2 separate regions of the Homo sapiens genome follow, and region 2 is linked to region 1. A link is an interaction called in ENCODE POLR2A ChIA-PET data of the cell type or tissue named here. Cell type or tissue: CD4-positive, alpha-beta T cell. All regions are shown on one strand. Links, peaks and the distances in the headings refer to the core of each region. The heading gives the core; the rest is flanking DNA. Region 1 overlaps LINC02408 (long intergenic non-protein coding RNA 2408). Region 2 has its middle 79 kb from the start of LINC02420.

Region 1 (9,340 bases), core at 3,308-5,807:
CAGCCAATTTCCGAGCAGGAGTGCCTATGAGGCTGTCTGAAGCCTGTGCCCTAAGGGCTTTCATGAGGGCTAATAACCGTCCTGATCTCCTGAAGGCCCTTTCTTTCCTCTGCTTCTGAATCTCCTGGGCTTACAGTGATGATCATTCTGCCGCAGCTTTACCTGCAGTGGACTGTGTTCTTCCCCGCTGGGGTTCTCTCCTTTCAGGAGGGCCTAGCTAAGGTTTTTAACTGCTTAACCTCCTTCTTAAGGGGCTTCCTTTCTTTCTCAATCTTGTATAATGCTAGCACTCTTGGACCTTCTTTGCTCTTAGTATCTGAGCAGTGCTTCTTCTAATTCTTGTCTAGATTTCTCTATTCTCTAGCAACCCCTCTCTATTCAGATAAATACCAAAATATCTTTCCTTTTGCAAGCCTATATTTAAAAGCAGTTGGATATGAGTGTATATATGTTCTATATATGTAGCTAGTCTATCCTGTAAGGTCTGACTTTTTCTCAGAGGGAAACTCTCTTCTTAAGTCTGTCTTCCTTAATTTTTCTTTCATTTGCCCATAATCCCTGTTTTAATGGTAGTGGGCATGCATATTTTTAAATACCAATGGTAGTGGAAAGCATATTTTTAAATACTAATCTAGTTCCTCCTTGATTTCCCCAGGAAAAATGATTCTCAGAGTATTCCAGGCACAAGCCTTCTAAAATCGCCTGCTTTAGCCTGCAAATTTGAAATACATTCACTGAATTGTTTCTCCATTTCAAACCAAGAAGATGACATATTTGCTATACGACAAAAGTTCAGTCTACCTTTAATTTTTTTTATTAATGAAATCTACCACTTCTGCATAGTAAAGAGATAGCCTAGGTCACTGACATTTGAAGCCAGATCAGAATTTATGTGATTAGCACATGCAGCGCCAACTGGGGGCCACATGGCGGAGGTTAATCTGAACCCAAAGCCTAGGACAAGCTGCATGAGTCCAAAATGGCTTCTTTCACCTTGAATGCTGTTCAAAACAAGATAAGAAGAAATCAAAGTGGGGTCTGCTAAGCAAAGTCTAACACCTCATAATGTGCATCTCTCAGATCAGCAGTAGCAGCATCACCTGAAACCTGCTAGAAATGCAAAATCTTGGGTTCTACCCCAGAATTACAGAATCCAAATCTGCACTTTAACAAGACCCCCCGAGAGATTTGTTTGCACATCTAAGTTTGAGAGATCTTATATAACTTAGCTCTCTGCAGTCCTTGCTGAGAATAAAAAGTTACAGAGAGAAATTCATTGCACCCACAATACTTACAAAATCTGCACACTGAATCTCAATCTGCTTTAACTGAAACTAAAAGGTTCTTTTCTGATCATTTAATCCTTGTCCTAGCTGCTTGCTTTGGTGAAAGCAAAGGTGTAGCATTTGGTGTCAATGAGCTACAGAGGTGCCTTCTCTCTCTCCCCACACTGAGGCCCATGCCAGGTGAAGACCAGGTACAGGACGATAGTGATTATAAACCACTTCTCAAATACCTAGTGTCCTGACATAGTCCCAAACTACCCAAGCTGGCCTTTAAGAAGGTTCCATTTCTATGTATTATTTTATCCCCTAAATTCTAGTCCTTAGCCATCTATTAAAATCAATATTAAGGGTTTGAAGGTCCTAATGAATAAAACCACTCTTTCCTCCTCCCAAGCGAGAAAATATGGAGAACTAAGAGTGAGGCATTAAATCAATAAAGATCAAAAGTCAGACCTGTTGTTGTTAAGCTGATTACAATATAAGGCTTAGAATCGCAACCCAATGAGCTTCCAAACACTCCAGAGAATTTGGATAAAAAACCGTCCAATCCACAGTCAGGCCCTGCAGGGCCAGGCCAGTCTCCTTGAACCAAAGGGAGCATGTGAATTCTGAGGAGCAGCTCCTTTGAAAGAGATAAAGCCAAGCCACTCGTGTTCAGCTAAGCGCCCAGTTTCACAGCCAGAGAAGTCACTCCCCCTCCCTTGGGGAGAGGCAGCAAGGGTGACAGAGCAGTCAGAAATATCATACTCATACATTCTCTTCCATCAATAGAAATCTGAGGAATGGGAAATAGGAAGGCTCCTAATAAAGTCTTTGCAACGTTGAAAGCAAATAAATCTGAAAACAAATAATTTTTTTTGGAAAAAAAAAAATCACCAAAGCTGAACCATGAAGAGACAGAAAACAGACTGATAACTATGGGATAAATTGAGAAACTTACCAAAATCCTAAATTGCCTAAAAGTACCATGTTTCATAAGAGAAATCCTTAAAACTTTTGAGGAAAAATTAATTTCAATACTATTTAAACTTTCCAAGAGTGCATGGGGGAAAAAGGGGCTGTGAAAAGAAAGGCTTGTTCGGCAAAGTCAGCATAATATTTATACATAAATCTGACCTAAATAGAGTCTAAAAAGAAAAGACCAAGCTCATTTATGAATGTTGGCATTAAAATCTTAAGTGTGATTTTAGCAACTATAATTGGATAATATATTAAAGAGTATTACACCATAACCAAGTCAAGAGATTCTAGAATGCAAAAATGGTTCAAAGTTAATAAATATATTTATATAATTTATGTTTATGAGTCAAGTAACAAAATAATAAAAAGTTCAAGGCCCTACATGCTATAAAAGCATTTGACAAGATAAAAAATCTATTCCTGGCTGGGTGTGGTGGCTCACACCTATAATCCCAGCACTCTGGGAGGCCAAGGCAGGAGGATCACTTGAGGCCAGGAGTTTGAAACCAGCCTGAGCAACATAGTGAGACCCTGTCTTCACAAAAAATTGAAAAAATTAGACAGGCCTGGTGACCTATGCCTGTAGTTCTAGCTACTCAGGAAGCTGAGGTGGGAGAATCTCTTGAGCATGGGAGTTCCAGATTGCAATGAGCTGTGATTACACCACTGCACTCCAGCCTGGGTGACAGAGCAAGATCTTGTCTCTTAAAAATAAATTAATTAATTATATCCATAAAGGATATATATACTTGACTTTTTTGTTTTTTGAGATGGAGTCTTACTCTGTCGCCCAGGCTGGGGTGTAGTGGCGCAATCTCAGCTTACTGCAACCTCCACCTCCTGGGTTCAAGCAATTCTTTGCCTCAGCCTCCTGAGTAGAAACTATTCACTGGTATTACAGGCACCCACCACCACGCCTGGCTAATTTTCATATTTTTAGTAGAGATGGGGTTTCACCATCATGGCCACACTGGTCTTGAACTCCTGACCTCATGATCCACCTGCCTCGGCCTCCCAAAGTGCTGAGATTACAGGCATGAGCCACTGCACCCAGCCATACCTGACTTTTTAAGATACAAAATCTTAGTAAAGTAGGCATAAAGAACCTCATGCCTAATGATGAGATGGTAGAAAAATTCTCATTACCATTGGGAACATGACAAGGATACCCAGTATCTCCAGTATTACTCAGCTTTTCAGAAAATACTATCCAGTATAGAAATGGGAAATAAGTAGAAAAATTATTTTTCCCATGCCTAGAGAACTCAAAAGAATAAATGATGGGCTCACACCTGCAATTCCAGCACTCTGGGAGGCCAAGGTGGGAGGATCGTTTAAGGCCAGGAATTTGAGACCAGCCTGAGTAACACAGGGGGTCCCAATCTCTAAAAACAAACAAATTAAAATAAAGAATAAATGAAAAGAAGTATATTATTGGCAAAAAGAGAACTTAGTAAGCTTATCAAAAGTTTTTCTATATTTGCTGGCAACATGGCCGAATAGGAACAGCTCAGGTCTGCAGGTCCCAGCGAGATCGATACAGAAGGCAGGTGATTTCTGCATTTCCAAGAGAGGTAGCAAGTTCTTCTCATTGGGACTGGTTGGACAGTGGGTGCAGCCCATGGAGAGCGAGCCAAAGCAGGGTGGGGCATTGCCTCATCTGGGAAGCACAAGGGGTAGGGGGATTCCCCCCACCCCCAGCCAAGGGAAGCCCTGAGGGACTTTGCCATGAGGAATGGTGCACTCTGGCCCAGATACTGCGCTTTTCCCATGGTCTTCACAACCCGCAGACCAGGAGATTCCTTCCAGGGCCTATGCCACCAGGGCCCTGGGTTTCAAGCACAAAACTTGGCCGCCATATGGGCAGACACTGAGCTAGCTGCAGGAGTTTTTTTTTTTTTTTTTTTTTCATACCCTAGTGCCACCTGGAATGCCAGCAAGACAGAATCATTCTTTCCCCTGGAGAGGGGGCTGAAGCCAGGGAGCCAAGCGGTCTGGCTCAGTGGGTCCCACCCCCATGGAGACCAGCAAGCTAAGATTCACTGGCTTGAAATTCTGGCTGCCAGCACAGCAGTCTGAGGTCAACCTAGGACGCTAGAGTTTGCTGGGAGGAGGGGCGTCCGCCACTGAGGAGGCTTGAGCAGGCAGTTTTACCCTCACAGTGTAAACAAAGCCTCCAGGAAGTTCAAACTGGGTGGAGCCCATTGCAGCTCAGCAAGGCCACTGTGGCCAGACTGTCTCTCTAGATTCCTCCTCTCTGGGCAGGGCATCTCTGAAAAAAAGGCAGCAGCACCAGTCAGGGACTTACAGATAAAACCCCCATCTCCCTGGGACAGAGTACCTGGGGGAAGGGGCGGCTGTGGGTGCAGCTTCAGCAGACTTAAACGTCCCTGCCTGATGGCTAAGAAGAGAGCAGATCTCCCAGCACAGCGCTCAAGCTCTGCTAAGGGTCAGACTGACTCCTCAAGTGGTTCCCTGGCCCCCATGTATCCTGACTGGGAGACACCTCCCAGTATGGGCCGACAGACACCTCATACAGGAGAGCTCTCACTAGCACCTGGCAGGCACCCCTCTGGGATGAAGCTTCCAGAGGAAGGAACTGGCAGCAATCTTTGCTGTTCTGCAGCCTCTGCTGGTGATACCTAGGCAAACAGGGTCTGGAGTGGACCTCCAGCAAACTCCAGCAGACCTGCAGCAGAGGGGCCTGACTGTTAGAAGGAAAACTAACAAACAGAAAGGAATAGCATCAACATCAACAAAAGGGACATCCACTCAGAGGCCCTATCCGAAGGTCACCAACATCAAAGACCAAAGGTAGATAAATCCATGAAGATGGGGAGAAACCAGCGCAAAAATGCTGAAAATTCCAAAAACCAGAATGCCTCTTCTCCTCCAAAGAATCACAACTCCTCGCGAACAAGGGAACAAACCTGGATGGAGAATGAGTTTGACGAATTGACAGAAGTAGGCTTCAGAAGATGGGTAATAACAAACTCCTCTGAGCTAAAGGAGCATGTTATAACTCAATGCAAGGAAGCCAAGAACCTTGAAGAAAGGTTAGAGGAATTGCTGACTAGAATGACCAGTTTAGAGAAGAACATAAATGACCTGATGGAGCTGAAAAACACAGCACAAGAACTTTGTGAAGCATCCACAAGTATCAATAGCCGAATCGATCAAGCAGAAGAAAGGATATCAGAGATTGAAGATCAACTTAATGAAAGAAAGTAAAAAGACAAGATTAGAGAAAAAAAATGAAAAGAAACAAACAAAGCCTTCAAGAAATATGGGACTATGTGAAAAGACCAAATCTATGTTTGGTCTATGATTGGTGGAACTGAAAGTGACGGGAAGAATGGAACTGAGTTGGAAAACACTCTTCGGGATATTATCCAGGAGAACTTCCCCAACCCAGCAAGGCAGGCCAACATTCAAATTCAGGAAATACAGAGAACACCACAAAGACACTCCTTGAGAAGAACAACCCCAAGACACACAATCGTCAGATTCACCACGTTTGAAATGAAGCATAAAAGGTTAAGTGCAGCCAGAGAGAAAGGTTGGGTTACCCACAAAGGGAAGCCCATCAGAGCAACAGCAGATCTCTCAGCAAGAACTCTACAAGCCGGAAGAGAGTGGGGGCCAATATTCAACATTCATAAAGAAAAGAGTTTTCAACCCAGAATTTCATATCCAGCCAAACTAAGCTTCATAAGCAAAGGAAAAATAAAATCCTTTCCAGACAAGCAAATGCTGAGAGATTTTGTCACCACCCGCCCTGCTTTATAAGAGCTCCTGAAGGAAGCACTAAACATGGAAAGAAACAACCGGTACCAGCCACTGCGAAAACATACCACATTGTAAAGACCATCAACACTATGAAGAAACTGCATCAACTAACGGGCAAAACAGCTAGCATCATAACGACAGGATCAAATTGACACATAACAATATTAACCTTAAATGTAAACAGGCTAAATGCCCCAATTAAAAGATACAGACTTTTAATTGGATAAAGAATCAAGACCCATCAGTGTACTGTATTCAGGAGACCCACCTCACGTGCAAAGACACACATAGGCTCAAAAGAAAGGGATGGAGGAATATTTACCAAGCAAATGGAAAGCAAAAAAAAGGCAGGGGTTGCAATCCTAGTCTGTAATAAAACAGACTTTAAACCAACAAAGATCAAAAAAGACAAAGAAGGGCATTACATAATGGTAAAGGGATCAATGCAACAGGAAGAGCTAACTATCCTGAATATATATGCATCCAATACAGGAGCACCCAGATTCATAAAGCAAGTTCTTAGAGACCTACAAAGAGACTTAGATTCCCACACAATAATAGTGGGAGACTTTAACACCTCACAGTCAATATTAGACAGATCAATGAGACAGAACATTAACAAGGATATCCAGGACTTGAACTCAGCTCTGCACCAAGCAGAACTAATAGACAGCTTCAGAACTCTCCACCCCAAATCAACAGAATATACATTCTTCTCAGAATCACATCACACTTATTCTAAAACTGACCACATAATTGGAAGTAAAACACTCCTCAGCAAATGCAAAAGAACGGAAATCCTAACAGTCTCTCAGATCACAGTGCAATCAAGTTAGACCTCAGGATTAAGAAACTCACTTAAAACCACACAACTACATGGAAACTGAACAACCTGCTCCTGAATGACTACTGGGTAAATAACAAAATGAAGACAGAAATAAAGATGTTCTTTGAAACCAATGAGAACACAGACACAATGTACCAGAATCTCTGAGACACATTTAAAGCAGTGTTTAGAGAGAAATTTATAACACTAAATGCCCACAAAAGAAAGCAGGAAAGATCTAAAATCAACACCCTAACATCACAATGAAAAGAACTAGAGAAGCAAAAGCAAACAAATTCAAAAGCTAGCAGAAGACAAGAAATAATTAAGATCAGAGCAGAATTGAAGGAGACAGAGAAAAAAAAAAACCCTTCAAAAAATCAATGAATCCAGGAGCTTGTTTTTTGAAAAGATCAACAAAATAGACGACTAGCCAGACTAATAAAGAACAAAAGAGAGAAGAATCAAATTGACACAATAAAAAATGATAAAGGGGATATCACCATTGACCCAAAGAAATACAAACTACCCTCAGAGAATACTATAAACACCTCTATGCAAATAAATTAGAAAATCTAGAAGAAATGGATAAATTAATGTACACGTACACCCTCCCAAGTCTAAACCAGGAAGAAGTCAAATCCCTGAATGGACCACTAACAAGTTCTGAAATTGAGGCAGTAATTAATAGCCTACCAACCAAAAAAGTCCAGGACAAGATGCATTCACAGCCAAATTCTACCAGAGGTACAAAGAGGAATTGGTACCACACCTTCTGAAACTATTTCAAACAATAGAAAAAGAGGGAATCCTCCCTAATTCATTTTATGAGGCCAACATCATCCTGATACCAAAACCTGGCAGAGACAACAAAAACAAAAAATGAAAATTTCAGCCAATATCCCTGATGGACATTGATGCAAAAATCCTCAATAAAATACTGGCAAACTGAATCCAGCAGCACATCAAAAAGCTTATCCACCACAATCAAGTCAGCTTCATCCCTGGGATGCAAGGCTGGTTCAATATACACAAATCAACAAATGTAATCCATCACATGAACAGAACCAATGACAAAAACCACATGATTATCTCAATAGATGCAGAAAAGGCCTTCAGCAAAATTCAACACCCCTTCATGCTAAAATCTCTCAATAAACTAGGTATTGATGGAACGTATCTCAAAATAATAAGAGCTATTTATGACAAACCCACAGCCAATATCACACTGAATGGGCAAAAACTGGAAGCATTTCTTTTGAAAACCAGCACAAGACAAGGACACCCTCTCTCACCACTCCTATTCAACATAGTATTGGAAGTTCTGGCCAGGGCAATCAGGCAAGAGAAAGAAATAAAGGGTATTCAATCAGGAAAAGAGGAAGTTGAATTATTCCTGTTTGCAGATGACATGATTGTATGTTTAGAAAACCCCATTGTCTCAGCCCCAAATCTCCTCAAGCTGATTAGCAACTTCAGCAGTCTCAGGATACAAAATCAATGTGAAAAATCACAAGCATTCCTATACACTAACAACAGACAAACAGAGAGCCAAATCATGAGTGAACTCCTTTTCACAATTGCTACAAAAAGAATAAAATACCTAGCAATACAACTTACAAGGGATGTGAAGGACCTCTGCAAGGAGAACTACAAACCACTGCTCAAGGTAATAAGAGAGGACACAAATAAATGGAAAAACATTCCATGCTCATGGATAGGAAGAATCAATATCATGAAAATGGCCATACTGCCCAAAGTAATTTACAGATTCACTGCCCTCCCCCATCAAGCTACCATTGACTTTCTTCACTAAATTGGAAGAAACTAATTTAAAGTTCATATGGAACCAAAAAAGAGCCTGCATAGCCAAGACAATCCTAAACAAAAAGAACAAAGCTGGAGGCATCATGTTACCTGACTTCAAACTATACTACAAGGCTACAGTAACCAAAACAGCATGGTACTGTTACCAAAACAAATACATAGACCAATGGGACAGAACAGAGGCCTCAGAAATAACACCACACATCTATAACCATCTGATCTTTGACAAACCTGACAAAAAGAAGCAACGGGGAAAGGATTCTCTATTAGATAAATGGCATTGGGAAAACTGACTAGCCATATGCAGAAAACTGAAACTGGACCCCTTCCTTACACCTTATACAAAAATTAACTCAAGACGGATTAAAGACTTAAATGTAAGACCTAAAACCATAAAAACCCTAGAAGAAAACCTAGGCAATACCATTCAGGACATAGGCATGGGCAAAGACTTCCTGACTAAAACACCAAAAGCAATGGCAACAAAAGCCAAAACTGGCAAATGGGATCTAATTAAACTAAAGAGCTTCTGCGCAGCAAAAGAAACTATCATCAGAGTGAACAGGCAACCTACAGAATGGGAGAAAATTTTTGCAATCTATCCATCTGACAAAAGGCTAATATCCAGAATCTACAAAGAACTTAAATTTAC
Region 2 (9,340 bases), core at 3,697-6,196, 190 kb after region 1:
AACAGTCTTGGGTCAGGTTTCTGTTTCCCATTCTAAATTAACTTGCTGCAAATTATTAAACCAAAGGCCATTATCTCAACATCATAAACCTTATTTCTAATTGAGATGATCAATGCCTCTTTCAGAATTATACATTCCAATTAGCAGGGAATAAGGTTATTTCTACTGTGCACTGGAATGCTAAAATTATCCTTGAAAAGTTTTTAAAAAATACTTCAATTATATGAAAGTATTAGTCTTCTGTCAGGCTTGTTCTGAAACATGGGTTCTTCATATTCCACTTAATGGAATTATGGCTTCATTAAATATATTTGCTTGTAAAAATATGTTCTTCAATATTTTAACAAAATGTCTCTCAAAATTTTGTTTTGTTTTGAGATGGAGTCTCACTCTGTCGCCCAGGCTGGAGTGCAGTGGCTTGATCTCGGCTCACTGCAACCTCTGCCTCCCGGGTTCAAGCAACTTTCCTGCCTCAGCCTCCCGAGTAGCTGGGATTATAGGCGCCTGCCACCACACCTCTCTAATTTTTGTATTTTTAGTAAAGACAAGGTTTCACCATGTTGACCAGGCTGGTCTCGAACTCCTGACCTCAGGCGATCTGCCCGCCTCAGCCTCCCAAAGTGCTGGGATTACAAGTGTGAGCCATCGCACCCGGCCGTCTCTCAATGTTTTTAACTAGCAGCACATGTGTACCTCAGCTGTGAGTTCTGCAATGTCTCATATCCTATGTACATGTTATTTGCATCTAAAAAATTAACATGACCTTATTATAGAAGATAATTTTACCCAAGGGAGACACACAAGACCTGGCACTAGATTGTCTATGGTATTTCCCCATCATGTAATTACTCAGTGCTTTTTAAAAAGTGTTATGTGCTCTGCAGAAAGATGATCCCACCACAATATATTAGCTCTCTTCTAGACACATATGTAATCACCCAAGGTTCATCTTGCCAACTGCTCAGAAGAGCCAATGCACCAAGGACAGTGGGTTTTTGCAACAGAGTGTTTAATAAATGCAGAGCCAGCTAAGCAAGAGGACAGGAGGTTATTATCACTCAAATCAGCTCCCTGAAAATTTGGACGCTAGGGATTTTTAATGATAGCTTGGCAGGCAGAGGCCTAGGAAATGGGGAATGCTGATTGGTTGGGTCAGGGATGAAATCACGCAGTGGGGGGTCGAAGCTGTCTTCTTGTCCTGAGTCAATTTCTGGGTGGGGCCCACAAGACCAGATGAAGCAATTTATTGGTCTAAGTGGCACCAGCTGGTCCGTCAGAATGCAGGATCTGAAAAATACCTCGAACACCAATCTTAGATTTTACAATAGTGATGTTATCCAGCTGGGAGGTTAGGAATCTTGTGGCCTCTGGCTGCATGACTCCCGAGTCATAATTTCTAATCTTGTGGCTAATTGGTTAGTTTTACAAAGGCAGTCTGATGTACAAACAAGGAAGGAGTTTGTATCCTTTGTTTCTAAATTGAACTATAACTAAATTCTTCCCATAGTTAGCCTACTCCCAGGAATGAACAAGGGCAGCTTAGGGTTAAAAGCAAGAGGAAATCAGTTAGGTCAGATTTCTTTTATTGTCATAATTTTCCTAAATCAGGTTTTTCTCTTTCATAATTTTTGCAAAGGCAGTTTCACACAGACCTGATTAAAAGCTCAGAAACATGGTTTCTAAAAATACAAGGCTAGAACTAGACTTGAATTCTAGGTCTGTCACTCCCTACCTAGTAACTTGACTTCTCTTGCTTTAGGTTTCATCGCCTGCAAAATGGGTTGATGAGGAGATTAAGTAAAATAATGTATGCAAAACTTATATCATGTAATAAATAGATGCTCAGTAAATACCAACACTACCTTACTCAATATCCCGTATATGATAATGGCTTAATAAATAGTCATTCATTTAATTGGAAATACAGTTCCAAAGATGTTTTTACTAGTTCTGCAAATGAGGAATATTATTTCTAGTAGTAGTTATGGTTCAGTCAACAACAGGATATGTTCTGGGCAAAATTTCCAATAAGCCAAATTGGCCCTGGTGCCTTCTTTGCTATTGCATGCTCCTTGTACACAGCTTGGCACTTTTCTCTCTGGCCCCCTCAAAGACGCTCCAGAAATGCTGCCCTGTGTTGTCTCGCATTATAACCTCCAAGAAGCCTTAGAGTCCCCAGAAAGCAATCTGGTTGAAAATCAATTCTTATCTGGCAATGACTGTCTAACCCACCCAGAAATATGTGCATTTTAAAAAGAAGCCCAGGATGATAATTCAAACAAAGAACAAATGGGCAGAATTTCAGGCAGCCATCGAACAGAAGACTTTTTTTGCATGGGAGAGGCATCTGGGGACAAGGACAGGTTAGGACTGGGACCTCCTAAATTATAGCATTTAGGCTGCTCATGGGGCTTTGACTACCCAATGAGCAAAGTGCACTCGTGAGTATGGCTTCCTCTGTGGAAGGAAGGGGTTAATACTCTAGGGACCTTTTCTTCTGGAGACCCATTGGCTGTATGTTTTTCTCCCCCAGCACCACAACTGTATAAGAAATGCCAGTTGAAAGTATGAAAATCAAAGTTTCATCCCACAGAAAAATTTAAATACTGTAACTTCAATAGCATTTTTGTCCTAAAGTGGGAATTTGTGATAAGAGAACATTTTTCTTCAGATAAGAAATTACTGAATTCCAAAAGTAATTTCACTTCCAGAAAAGATAAAAATAATAACTTCCAGAAATGAAGAATTCCTTGCATTATAATCATAAATGCTTATAGATGATTAAAAAGAATAGGATAGGCCCAGAATGGTGAAATCCACAAATAATCCCTGGATTTTACTGTTTGTCATCTTTTTCAACCTATCTTACCTCAAATATTTTTATAAAAAATGTTAATAAGCAAGAAAGTCAACCAGTTTTACAAATCCTAGCACACAATACCCCCCAAATAAATTATGATGGTAGCAACAGTGGTGGAGAAGTTAATGAGGACGGGAAAAGTGTAAATAGGGCAAGGGGTACCTCTATTAACTAAATGACTTCTGAATCGTCATTTACAATTTTGCCTAAAATAAAATCCCTGACCTTGGCTTTGATAGTGCAGGAAATAGTATTTTCACACCAATGCTGTAGGAGTATATATTACCATTTACAAAGCTATCATTTCTTTTTGTTTATCTTGTCTCAAATGATTTTTTTCCTTTCATTTCTTATAGCTCAAAGCAGAGAATGATGGAAACGATGGGAACACTTCCCCCAAAAGTACCAGCAGACCTTGGCTGAGACCTGTCTCTTTAGATGAAGTTAGGTGAGGATATTAGGGGAAACTAGAACCTGTTCTTATCTTCTTGAAATATCACTTGCAGAAAATAAGCATTAACTCCACTGAAGCACAGTGAGAATTTTTCCTCAAAGCCTCTTCACACCCTGCCTTAATTATGGCCTCACTGATGCTCTCTGGGAAAAAGTGTTTTGGAGTAATTAGAACTGCCAACATCAATAGTGCCACCAGAAATGCTGGTGCCAGACCCCCCAGGTGGTTTGCATGTCAAGAATGGCCTCCCAGATAGCTTCTTCTCCTAGAAATGTAAATAAACACAGCTGGTTCTCTTTCACACTTGAGATAAGCCAAGAGCTCTGAGTCCAAATCCTCACCTCCCTGTGGGTGGAGACCACCTCACCTGGCCAGAACAGTCCCAGGCCTCTCCAAGACCATTCCCCCTTGGCTGCTGTTCTCAAAGTTTTGCCCCTGGCTGCTTTACCACTCCTGACTTAATGTAAGGTCAAATCTTACATTCATTCTCATTCATTTTATCAGTGAGTCTTTATTCCTCAGATACCTCCATTCTCTTTTCCTTGTTACATAACCAGTACTTTAGAGAAATACAGAGTAGCTGGGTTGAACATCTTGCCCACAGGGAGTTACTGAAGCTCTAGGAGTGATGAAGTCTTCTTGCTTTTGTTACTCTCGAGGTTGCCTCACCTTTTCCCCCTTTTCACTTTTCCAATGCCTCTTCAACTAGTTTCCATAATAAATGCCCTCTACTGCCTGGCATGGGTTCTGTTTTCCAGACTGGATGCTGACCATTGCAAATAAGCCTCAGCAATGGTTGAGTTCTCCAGGTTTTTGCTGATGTTGAAGAACAAATGATGGGTTCAGGACACACCACACCAAAATATGACTGCGGGAGATCAGAATATGCCACCCTAAAATGTGCCTTTTTGGCATATTGATTATTTTGAGCTGGTTATTCTGAGAAACTGCAGACACAGAATGTCTAAAAAGTTACCCTTTTTAAGAGAAATTTACATCAATAAAGAAAACTTCCATTTGTAATGGTGTTTCCCTCTCTGCACCAGAAAGAAAAAGACAACTAAATCTCGAGACTCAATCAATGGTGAAGGCATAACAAATCTTACTTTTGTTTAACCTGCTTTTCATGGCCATCTCCTCTTAATTTGGCCTTTCCTCCCAGCCTCCTGTAATTTGCCTCCACTCTTGTCCCCCAACCCCAAATCTCTATTCTTTTCTGTAGTTCCAGGTGACACATAAACCTTAATCATCTGACAACTTCTTTAGGTATCATACTTTTGTGGGACTCCCATGCACATAATTAAAATTGTTTTCTTCTGTTAATCCTATGTCAATTTAATTTCTACACCAGCAAGAACCTAGAAAGGTAGAAGGAGGCAATTTTTCCTCCCCTGCAATGGTTTTGCCTGGCCCTCTACAATGTATTCAGGTCTCTTGTGTGTCTTCTAGCTACTGTGATCTGTTTCTATCCACAGAACACCAAACATTGGTGAGGGGAGGAAGGTCTCACACTAACCAATTCTCTAACTCTCAGGATACCAACTAGGTGTCCTACAATTCAATTATGACACTATGTACCTGGAGCTAGCAACAGATTCCATAGGTTAAGGGCCCAGCCCCACGACAAGGCTACCCTCATTTTAGATGCCAATCCGAAGTTCAGACCTCCCATGCTTCTGACCAACTGGCTATAAATCAGGGGTTCCCATTTTGACAAATGGTCATTTTTAGGTGCTCAAAGTTAAAACAGAACCAGGCAGCATGGCAGCGTGAGGGAGCAGTCAGGTACTCCGTGTTCTCAGAAAGATATTGTAAAAGTACCATAGGACCTCCCTTTCTAAAATCAAGCCAAACTAGTTCCTGTTTTTGGTACCAAGATAAACTGTGGCCCAATACACCCCTACTGGCTGTTTGAAAGAAACATCTGACAGACTTCCAGTGTGGGGCTTGGAAGCCAACCAATCAAATATCAGCTGTGTCAACCAATCAGGGCTCAGCTGTATTGACCAATCGGAACTTAGCTGTGCCAACCAATCAGAACTAAGCGTGTTTCAATCCTTCATTCGTATGAACAGACCTAATTGGGAACCTGGGCCGGAATTTTGCTATAAAGCTCAAACACTCTCTTTGCTCTCTGGAAGGTATCTTCCTTTTACTCCAAAGGCTGCTTCTGCCAGTTTGCAAACTATTTGCTGAAAAAAAAGTCTCTTTCCTCCAAATTCCTTTTTCAGAGAACTTTTTTTCACAGCTCCTAGCAAAACTCACAGAACTCAGGAAAACACTGCTTACATTCACAGGCTTATTCTAAACGATACAACTCAAGAACAGTCGCATGGAAGAACTGCATTAGGCAAGGTATGTGGGAAGGAGTGCGGAACTTCCATGTTCTCTCTGGGTGCACCACCCTTCCAGCACGTCACTGTGTTCATCAACCTAAATGCTCTCCAAACACTGTCATTTAGGGTTTTTATGAAAATTTCATTATGTGGGCATGCTTGATTAAATCATTGACCATTGGTGATTGACTTAATCTCCAGCCCCTCTCCCCTCTTCAAAAGTCAGGGGGTGGGGCTGAAAGTTCCAGCCCTCTCATTATGCCTTGGTCTTTATGGTGAGCAGTCCCCAGCTTTCTAGGGGCCCCAGCCACAAAACATCTCATTACCATGCAAAAGACAGTCATCACTGTGGGGATTGCAAGGGTCTTCAAAGCTTGGTGTCAGGGACCTGGGACTAAGACCAAATATTATAACAAAAGATGTTTCTATTATTACACCTATCATTCAGGAAATTACCAGGATTTTAGGAGCTCTGTGCCAGGAACTGGGGGTGAAAGCCAAATATATATTCTATATCACAATATCACACTGGCCTTCAGGAACACTGAGCTGACATCCGCTATTACAGGCTATGATTCCAGTCATTTGCTTCCATTTAACAGGTCCTCAAATTCTTCATTTATTTCTTCTAATCCCCAGCCCCTGATGGTACTCCAACCTCTGAGTGTCTCCAAACCCTCTCACTGGGGCACTCAGGGGCTCTGTGATATCCTGCAGGTTGTGGTTGCCCAGAGCCTCAGGCTCATCTCTCTTTCCTGTTATCTCTGTTTCTCTCTCTCTCTCTCTGAACCCCACTCTATCCCATTCTACCCCATTGCCCTTTCACTGTTTGAGATATGGTGCCATTTTAAATGCAGACGCTTGCATTCTTCCCCAGGCTCTTGTAGAGGAAAGAAGAAGAAAACCTTTTTTCTTTACCCACCTTAGGTTTTCTGGCTGGGGCCATATAAATTAGTCTTGCAAAATATTAAAAAGAGAAAAACAAACATAAGTTTAACACATGCATGTACACATGGGAGCACCCAGTGATAAATAACCCCAAGGGATGGTTAGAACTTGGGCTTGTATAACATCTTAGGCTAAACAAAGGAAAGAAATTTGAGCTTCTGGGTGGTCAAGTTATGGGAAGGTAACCAGGAAAAGTATAGTAACCCAGGGTTTTTTAGTAAGGTTTGTTATAAAGATTTAAGTATGTACCTTCTCCACTGATAAGAGTTGTTAAGAATCCTACTCTTTCTGCTATGATAGAGGGAGACACCTTTTACAAATGGAAACTTCCTTTATAAATGTAACTTTTCCTTTACAAAAAGAAAACTTGTGCCTTGTTTTTAGAGTTCTCCTTACAACTGCCGGTTCTCAATGGCTTTAGTTCAAAATAACTCATATGCCAAAGAGGCATATATTGGGGTTGTGTATTCTGGTACCCTCTAATATGTTTATGGAAGTGGGCCACTACTACCAATTTCATTACATTCCCTCATGCTTACACACGTGTTTCTAGACCTCACCTCTTACCATGGTTCAACCCTAAGAGAATAGGAGAAAGCAAGGACACTGACACCTCCTTCTTTCACTCCCTCCCTTCTATCTATCCTTTTCTCCTTCATATTAGAAGAATCTTGTTTTATTTCTTTATCTTGTTTGTCAGGGCCTTGACTCCAATTATTTCCTTCTCCTCAAATCATTGTTTATACTCACCACTTTTCTGGGACTCACACTGACAGAAAGGCTGCAAGAAAACATTTCAAGTTGGAAAAGGAAATGAAAAATACATTCATTTAATATTTTAATATACTCCCCTCACTCCATGATCCATCTACTACATCTCTTTCAAATGCCCCTCAAAGGACATTTATTCTATGTAGGTCTCTTCTCTTTCTAAGAAAGTGAGAGCTAGATCTCTGATCTCCATTTATCCTCTAGTCCTGTGCTGTCCAATATGGTAGCCACCAGCCACATGTGAATATTGAGCCCTGGAAATGTGGTTTGTCCATTAAGATGTGCTGTAAATGCATTAGAATACATACCAGATTTTGAAGACTTAGTATTAAAAAAGAATGTGGTATATTGCATCAATAATTTTTATATTCATTGCATGTTGAAATGACAGATATATTGGGATAAATAAAATATATTGTTAAATTAATTTCAGTGGTCTCTTCTTACATTTTAACATAGCTATTAAAAAACTTTAAATTGGCCAGGTGCAGTGGCTCATGCCTGTAATCTCAACACTTCAGAGGCCAATACTGGAGGATCACTTGAGGCCAGAAGTTCAAGACCAGCCTGGGCAACATAGTAAAATCCCATCGCTATAAAAAAAATTTTGAAAAATAGCAAGGCATGGTGGTGCACACCTGTAGTCTTGGCTCCTCAGGAGGCTGAGCTGAGAGGACTGTTTGAGCCCAGAAATTTGAGATTTCAGTAAGCCATGATTATACCATTGCACCCCTGGGTAACAAAATGAGACCCCATACTCTAGGGAAAAAAAACCTTTAAATTACACATGTGTATGCATCTTATTTCTATTAGCCAGCTGCCAGCTTCATGAGACCTAGGACAATTGCTGGTTATTAAGTATTGTACACATGGCTGGTAGCTAGTGGATTGGCCCTGGGGTGGCCATACCAATTGTTTACTGATGTTATTGGTTTTGGCCCTGACATCATGAGTGGTTAAATATTTTTTCTATCACCTGATTGCATTGCCATTAGCTACCACAGTGCCCACATATAGCAATAGATGGATGGATGGATGGATGAAAACACAAATGATACTTTTTCAGTATCTAAAATTTCCATGCAACTCTGACACGACAGATGATTGCATAAATCTGTCACACTATCCAAATTTTCATTCCCTGCCCTATGATCCAAAAGCCTAAACTAGAGTGATCACATTAATGTCAAAGAACAAGAAGTAAAAAAAGCCTCCTGCCCCATCTCTTGCGGGGGAGACTGAATTTCCACTTTCAAATGTAGAATCATATGAGTAACAAGATATACAAGCACAATTCATGTGAGTTTTTCTGTCTCCATTCCCAGCCTAAGCTACCGTGACAAGGCCAACTTCACACAGGGCTGAGCAACAGCTGTTTATACCGAATGACTGTAGAGCCCCAAGAGACACTTCTACCACTAAAATGCCTTTCTTTTCTTCCTTGGAGAGCTCTTCCCTGTTGACTGTAGGGGGTTGAACTGCATAACCACAAAAATTCATGTGTTAAAAGTCCTAATCCCCATTACTTCAGAATGTAAACTTGTTTGGTAATAGGGTTGTTGCAGATCTAATTAGATGAGGTCTTCCTGAAGTAGTGTGGGCCTCTAGTCCAGCAGGACTGGAGTCCTTATAAAAAGAGGAAATTTGAAGTCAGACATGCACACAAGGAGAAGACAATGTGAAGATGAAAGCAGAGGTTGGGGTGATGCAGCAAAAACCACGGAACGCCAGAGGCTGCCAGCAAACCCCCAGATGCTGGGAGGGAGGCATAGAACAGATTCTTCCTCACAGACCTCAGAAGGAACTAATCCTGCCAAAATCTTGATCTCAGATGTCTACTCTTCACAGCTGTGAGACAATAAATTTCTGATGTTAAAGTCACCCAGCTTGTGGCACTTTGTTACAGCAGCCCTAGAAAATTAATACACTTTCTTGATCTAAATCAGACTCCTAGTTCTTCCTCATACCACC

Evidence for each region. Peaks named below come from ENCODE experiments on the same cell type or tissue, not always from the same donor. Only the 100,000 strongest peaks of a DNase experiment are listed, where the experiment ranks them.
Region 2: POLR2A ChIA-PET joins it to region 1 with 5 read pairs; 3 of 35 experiments call an interaction of 5 or more read pairs at or near these places.

Annotation. Positions count from the first base shown.
Region 1 is chr12:67,550,574-67,559,913 of GRCh38, reverse strand. The region is part of intron 2 of LINC02408 (long intergenic non-protein coding RNA 2408); the gene reads right to left. Among named protein-coding and RNA genes, the nearest start is that of LINC02442, 35 kb to the left of the region's middle. RefSeq lists enhancers at 3,862-4,361, 4,362-4,863. In CD4-positive, alpha-beta T cell, for the core only: no CTCF peak of the experiment used is centred there; a DNase peak (open chromatin) is centred at 4,373.
Region 2 is chr12:67,358,644-67,367,983 of GRCh38, reverse strand. No RefSeq gene overlaps it. Among named protein-coding and RNA genes, the nearest start is that of LINC02420, 79 kb to the left of the region's middle. In CD4-positive, alpha-beta T cell, for the core only: no CTCF peak of the experiment used is centred there; no DNase peak of the experiment used is centred there.